Linked DNA regions of Homo sapiens: region 2 is linked to region 1. Evidence: chromatin contacts called from ENCODE Hi-C data. All regions are on one chromosome and are shown on one strand. Each heading gives the region's core, a stretch centred on a gene start or an enhancer-like site at or near the end of the contact. The rest is flanking DNA. Distances are from core to core; before and after follow the strand shown.

Region 1 (3,125 bases), core at 470-2,969:
ACGGAGGGCTCCCTGCTCCCTGGGGGCAGGCTTGGGGTGACCGGCCTAACACCCAGTGGTAGGTGGAACGCCTGCACGTGTTGCCCTGGGCCCTCGGACACACCACATGGTTAAAGGCTTTTGATGACTTTTCTTTGCTTTTAGGCAGATTTCCAATCCCTCACATGGCCCCTATGCCCTTCGTGTCTGGGCCCCCAGCCTTATCTTCGGTGCCTTTCCTTCTTCTCCACGATCTTCCATGCAGAGCCTTCTGCACGCTGCTCCTCGCCCTGCCTGGTGCCTTGCGGCTCAGCCCTATGTGCTGCATTCCTCCGTCACCCTCCGCTCTAGGGGGGCTGCATGCAGAGTTGTGCAGCAACTGTTTACCATCCGTCTTTCCCTGGAGGGAGGCTCCAGGGGGCCACAGCCCCATTCTGTGTTGCTTGCTATTTCCAGCCGTAGCACCCCAGGCCCTGGTGTGCTGTGGCTGCTCAAAAAATAGTTGCTGACCGAAGGAAAAAGAAACAGGTTCCAGGAGTAAGTGGGAACCCCAGGGGCCTGAGCCAGTCACCCCATACAGGGGCCATGGGAGCTGATGAGGGCCCCGGTGAAGGTGTCGGCCAAGGGAGGGGAGAGACAAATCTGAGAGGCATTGAACTGGCAATTCTCTGGATGTGGCTCTTGTGAAGCTGAGGATGAGGCTGAGCCGATTTCATAGTTCAGCGGGCAGTGGGCACCTGCTTGTCTTCACAGGCGGCGAGAGCTGTGACCAGGGGTGAGCGAATCAAGGTGGGCAGAGGCTGAAGGAGGAGGGAAGGCGGCTCTATCTCCTCCCTCCACAGCCGGGGCCACCTCGTCAGGCCGAACCTGGCCACCTCCTCCCAGAGCCCTTGCAGCTGCCTGCCTGGCCCAGGCCTGCCTTTCTCTGATCCGCTTCCACTCTGTGGTTGGCGGGATGGGATGGGAAAGCAAGCCTGGTCCTGCTTCTCCCTCCTCAAATCTTTCCGTGGCTCCCTATTGCTAACTGGAAACACCCAAATCCATCAGTCTGGCACTTTAGAGATCCAGCCTCAGCTGACTTCTGAGCCTCATTTCCCACCGCCCTCCCCAGGTCACCCAGAGCTCAGGGGCCCCTGAATTCCTCATAGTTCTCTAATTAAGAGTCTCTAAGTCAGACTCTTGCATCCTCCGTGCTGTCTGCATATGCTGTTCCCTCTCCCTGCATGCCTTTCCCCGACCGTTCATCCAGGAGTCTTTACTCATCCGTCAAGACTCAAGTTAAACCTTCTCTGCCAGGGAGACCCTCCCTGAGCTTCCTGGGGTGGGGAGCACACCCAGCCATGCTTGCCATCCCTCACAATGTTGCACAGGGCACTGTGACAGCCTCCACCAGGCAGAACCTCTCGGCCTGTTTCCTCCAGCACCTCCTCTGCTTCCAGATTGTGCCAGGACACAGTCCACTCTGTAGACAGCATCAAGTCCTCCTTCGCAGAAGAGGGAGCTAAGAAGGGGTCCCAGTAAGGCTGATGGGCTTCTCAGGCCCCTCCAAAGCCTGCCCAAGCTGACGCTGCTTCCACGTGCTGGAGCTCTGGCCTTGGGAAGCTGGGGAGGCTGCTCATCCCAAGCCAGACCGCCCAGGCCCCAGCCCCGTTACTCCAGGCTCTGAGAGGAGGGAAAGGCTGAGTGTGTTCCAGCCCTGACTTTTTCCCCTCACTGGCTGCAACCAAGAACGGGGTTTACCCACTACCCTCAGATGTAAGGATGGATCCGTTTCCGGCTCATTGCCGGAGCAGCAGCAGCTGCAATCGGAGAAGCAGGGCCGGCAGAGGGGCCGCCAACAGCAAGGACGTGAAAGATTCGTGTTCTGAGAATTCGTTTGCATACATCCCAGCTGTAATTTTTCCCCTTGGGAGAATGGGATGTCACAAATCTGACGCGCATTCAACAACTGGAGTAGAAAGGAAAAAAGGAGCAAGCTGCCAGGGCTTCAAAAGCAACACTTTCTTGGCAGAAAGGACATAAAAACAACTTGACAAGATAAAGGGCGTGGAGCTCTGAGCTGCACAGTGGTGGATGCTAAAGACATAATTGGCCTCTGGAAGACCAGGCAGTGCTCTGGCAGCATTGGGGAAAGTGGGCCGCAGGTGGGCAGGGGAGGGGGACCTTTCCAGCTCCTGGGACAATGACCTTATATGCTCACTACAAAGGTGTGTGTGGGGGCAGGGATAGTGTTCCTTGAGTGCCTGTGTGTGCTCTGAGCATATGAGTAGACTTTGTATGAGCTTGAATATTGTATCAGTCAGCTATTGCTACAGTAACACTGTGTAAGAAACCACTCCAAACCTAAAACGACAATGACTTATTCTTGGTCCCATTGGTTTTGGGGTCTGCTGCAACTCCACTGGGCTAGCTTGGACTTTTGGCTCTGGGCTCTGGGCTCCAGTGTCCAGGCTGTAGGTTGGGATCAGGAATGGCCCACGTGTCACATATCCTCCTTTGACCAGCAGCCCCCAGGGCACATGGTCACCTCCATGTGTCTCCTTTTGGGGCCCTGGCTGAAGGAAGAGCAGCTCCTGGAGCATGTTCTCACTGTAGATCACCAGCATGAGAGAGCAGAACTTATTGTCCAAGCACTCCCCAGGCTCTGCATGCTGGGGCTGGGTTGAGACTTGCTTTGGCCAAAGCAAGTCTCAAGGTCAAGACCAAAGTCAAGGGTCAGGGAAACATGCTCTGCTCATCATGAGGCTGTCATGTAGTAGAGAGCTGGGACCAGGAACTCTGTCTGCCACAACTCACTCAGGATGTGAGGCTTCAGGTGTCATGAGGGTTCTGAGGGCTTCAAAGTGTGTTGTCCTGTGTCTCAGTGTGTGTGAAACAACTCTGTGCATTTTTTGACTTTGGTGCAACCATCGGTCCACTCCCAGATGAACATCAGAAATTATTTTAGTGAAATCATGGATGGAGGTCACAGGAGAGAAATGCCCAGGGTTGTAGGACTGTTAGCATTGTGGGAATTTTAGAGCAAAGTTATAAAATCTGCCCCAGATAGAGAAGCTGATAAACCACACGAAGCCTCTCTGTGTATCCATCACCTCTAAGGTATGGAATTTTTTGATCTTATCACCAGCTTGTAACAAGGGGGTGGG
Region 2 (3,110 bases), core at 306-2,805, 220 kb before region 1:
TATATATCTAAAAGCAGCTTAGTCCATTTAGGAAAAAAAACTTTAAAATATATTTCAGGGCTCACTCCAGTGTTCCATGCATGTATAATGGCTCAGAGGAGGTTTATTAGCTCCCCAGCCTTTATTTTGATTAACTTGCAAATGAGATTTTTTCTCTATACATCAGCCTAGCCCTTCAAATTGTTAATGAGATATCTGAACTAAAATGGCTTTTATAATTTGCATCACAATACTTAAGAGCCCAGCAGATGATTGCTGCAAATAAGCCTTGTGTGGAATAGCCAAGCATGGCTCAAGGCAGGGTTCGGGAGGACCACCGACAGCTCAGGCTTGCACATCCATGGGGATGCAGGGTCTGGGGGCCTTTGATCTTGGTGGCTTTCTCCTAGGCCAGTCTCTGAGACCGGCAGTGAAGGGCAAGTGGGATCCACCAGCCCCTACTCTCTCCTGCCTTCCTTTTTATCACAACATCTCTTTAATTTATGGCCCCTGAGTGCCAAGCCGTGTACCTGTGAACAAATGGAGTAATTACTCCTGGGAGAAATAGAAAAACATGGATGCAGACCATACAGAAAGCTGCCGGCTTTCAGTGGGGTGACCTGGGAGTGATCACCGGGTGAGGGTGTCCTGCCAGTGTTCTAGGAATCCTGGAATCATGGAGGGTCTCCTGCCAGTGTTTTCATGTTACTGGAGGCTCAGAGAGCGGAAGGGACTTGTCCACCGGCTGCGCTCCCTGGGACAGAAACCTGGGGAGGCCTCCTGATGATGACGGGAGGCGGTGGCGTGGGTGGTTGCTGCGAGGCTCAGAGCTTCGGTTTTGCTTTTGCCTCTGACAACCAGGATGACCTCTGGCAACTCAATGCCTCTCTGTCCTTTATCGAATGAGGGGGTTGAATTAGGACAGAACAGTCACGGGTGGTTTCACAACAGGTGTATGTTCTGAGAAATGCGTCCTTTGGCGATTTTCTCGTTATGTGAACATCATGGCGTGTACTTACACAACCTAGATGGCACAGCCTGCTACGACACAATGCTAAGTATTTGCATAGCTAAACACAGAAAAGGCACAGTAAAAATATGGTATAATCTTTTGGGACCTCCGCCATATTAGAAGGGCATGACTGCCTGGTCTCTGGAGGTGGGGGTGAGGACTGACCAGGTGAGCCTGAGCCCCCATCCAGTGGGCACCGGGCTCAGGTGGGCGCGCGACGGGTCTTGGGAACTGACAGAGGAGCCAGGGTCTGAGGCCCCCGGCAGGTTTTATATAGAGATGGCCAGAAAAGCGCCCCCACGTCCTGTGAGGTTCCCATTCCCCCGTCTTGGGTTTTAAGATCCCCTTGAGACTTAGTTTCCCCCAAAGTCAGTTTCCCGAGAAAAGGAGGCCCCATTTCAGCAGAAAGGGGCTTCGAGCTCCAGGGAGAGGACGGGGGTGTGGCGAGTTGTCCCCTCCCCTCCAAGACTCAGCGCCCACGCGCAAGTCAATAACCCCAAGTCCGGGTCCTGGGGCTTTTGGCCGGAACTGCTCGCAGCCATAGGGCCCCACGCGCGTTGGGACGGCAGGGGGCGCTGCCCGCAAAGCGTTGCTTCCCGGCCGTCCTGCGAGCCCGCGAGATGCGCGTGCGCGAGGCCGGGGCTCGGGAGCTGGGGCGGGGCCGTGGGCGGGGCCAGGAGCCGCGCTGGGGACCGTGCCCTCCTCCGCCGAGGCCTGTAGGGCGCTCGCTCTTCGCTGGGCCGAGTCCCCCCGCGCGCTGCAGAGCAATACAGTTCTGTAAAAGTTTATTATTCTGACGTTGGAATATGCTCCTTGGAGACAATTCAGAACTTGCAGAAACCAGAGCCCCGCGGCCCCTCCCTGCGTAGACTGCGGGCGGCTGTCCCGGGCGTGGGCTGCGGCCCCGCGGGCCCATGCGTGTTCTGGGGACTCTGGGGCGCTGGTTCAGTCCCGCGTGTGTGGGAGTCACGTTCACCTCCTCAGTGCCAGGTGCTGTCCGCGCACCCGTCGGAGCGCCTCGGTTCACCGTGCAGAGGTGTGGGCTCCGGGGCAGGGAAGGGTCCACCCCACCTCCCGCGCTGCAGCGAGCTTGACAGGTGGTGATCCTGGACAGGCGCATCCGTTGGGCCGGGGGCAGGGGCGCTCTGACCCTGTGGGCAGGGCCTCCCGGGACTCTGCCCGGAGCTCCTGGCTGGGCTGTGCCCGGAGGGATCTGAGTGGTGGTCCTTGGGCCCTTGCGGGCCTCAGTTTTTGCCACTGTGCAATGGCCTTACTCATACCTGCCCTGGTGATTGGGGGACCGAAGTTGTGCAGGGGGTGGGAGGATGCGGGGCCTGGTCTCTGCCTGGCTGGGGCCCACCTTGATCCGTGTGGCCCTGCTGAGCCCTGTCCACTGGTCACTGAGATAGTGACGGTCCTGGGCTGGGCAGGAGTGGCAGGCCCTGGGTGTGTGGATGCCATAGGAGGAGAAAGAGCTTTTCCTCACCGTCCTAGGTTCCTGCCTGGGACTCATATAACAAGAGAATAACATACACATTTATTTAATATAATTTTTACCGGATGCAGGAGCCTTCATAAGGAAATGAAGACCCAAAGAAATGTGTAAACCTGTGTGTGTGTGTGTGTGTGTGTGTTTTTGAGACAGAGTTTCACTCTTGTTGCCCAGGCTGGAGTGCAATGGCAGGATCTTGGCTCACTGCAGCCTCCACCTCCTGGGTTCAAGCGTTTCTCCTGTCTCAGCCTCCCAGGTAGCTGGGATTACAGGCGCATGCCACCAGGCCCGGCCAATTTTTGTATTTTTAGTAGAGATGGGGTTTCATCATATTGGTCAGGCTGGTCTCGAACTCCTGACCTCAGGTGATCCGCCCACCTCGGCCTCCCAAAGTGCTGGGATTACAGGCGTGAGCCACCACACCCAGCCAAACCTGTGTTTTTTATGCTTGGTTTGATAAAAAAAGTGGATAGTCCTAGAAAAGTTTGATTGGATAAAAACGTCTGATGTAACGGTAATAGATGGAGGGACTTAGCCAGGCCTGCGTGTTCACAGTCTCCTCTATCCCTGTGTCTTCAGAGGTGAGGATGTTTCTTCTGGGTATAGGGAGACTAACACCTGAATGAG

The links. A loop is a pair of places that touch in the nucleus more often than their neighbours do. Pooled maps may share reads with other maps.
Region 2: a loop to region 1 is called in a map of OCI-LY7, with 2.7 times the contacts of the local background. The contact joins two enhancer-like sites. A Hi-C loop is called at or near these places in 1 of 168 maps with a recorded cell type or tissue (OCI-LY7), 1 of 37 single-sample maps with no recorded cell type and 4 of 50 pooled maps.

What each region holds. Positions count from the first base shown.
Region 1 is chr10:124,171,128-124,174,252 of GRCh38, reverse strand. No RefSeq gene overlaps it. Among named protein-coding and RNA genes, the nearest start is that of CHST15, 79 kb to the right of the region's middle. Within about 2 kb of position 1,719, at least 2 of the 41 ENCODE cell types and tissues checked have a DNase peak (open chromatin) inside an H3K27ac peak, as active enhancers do.
Region 2 is chr10:124,387,861-124,390,970 of GRCh38, reverse strand. No RefSeq gene overlaps it. Among named protein-coding and RNA genes, the nearest start is that of OAT, 30 kb to the left of the region's middle. RefSeq lists a silencer at 1,465-1,754. Within about 2 kb of position 1,555, at least 7 of the 41 ENCODE cell types and tissues checked have a DNase peak (open chromatin) inside an H3K27ac peak, as active enhancers do.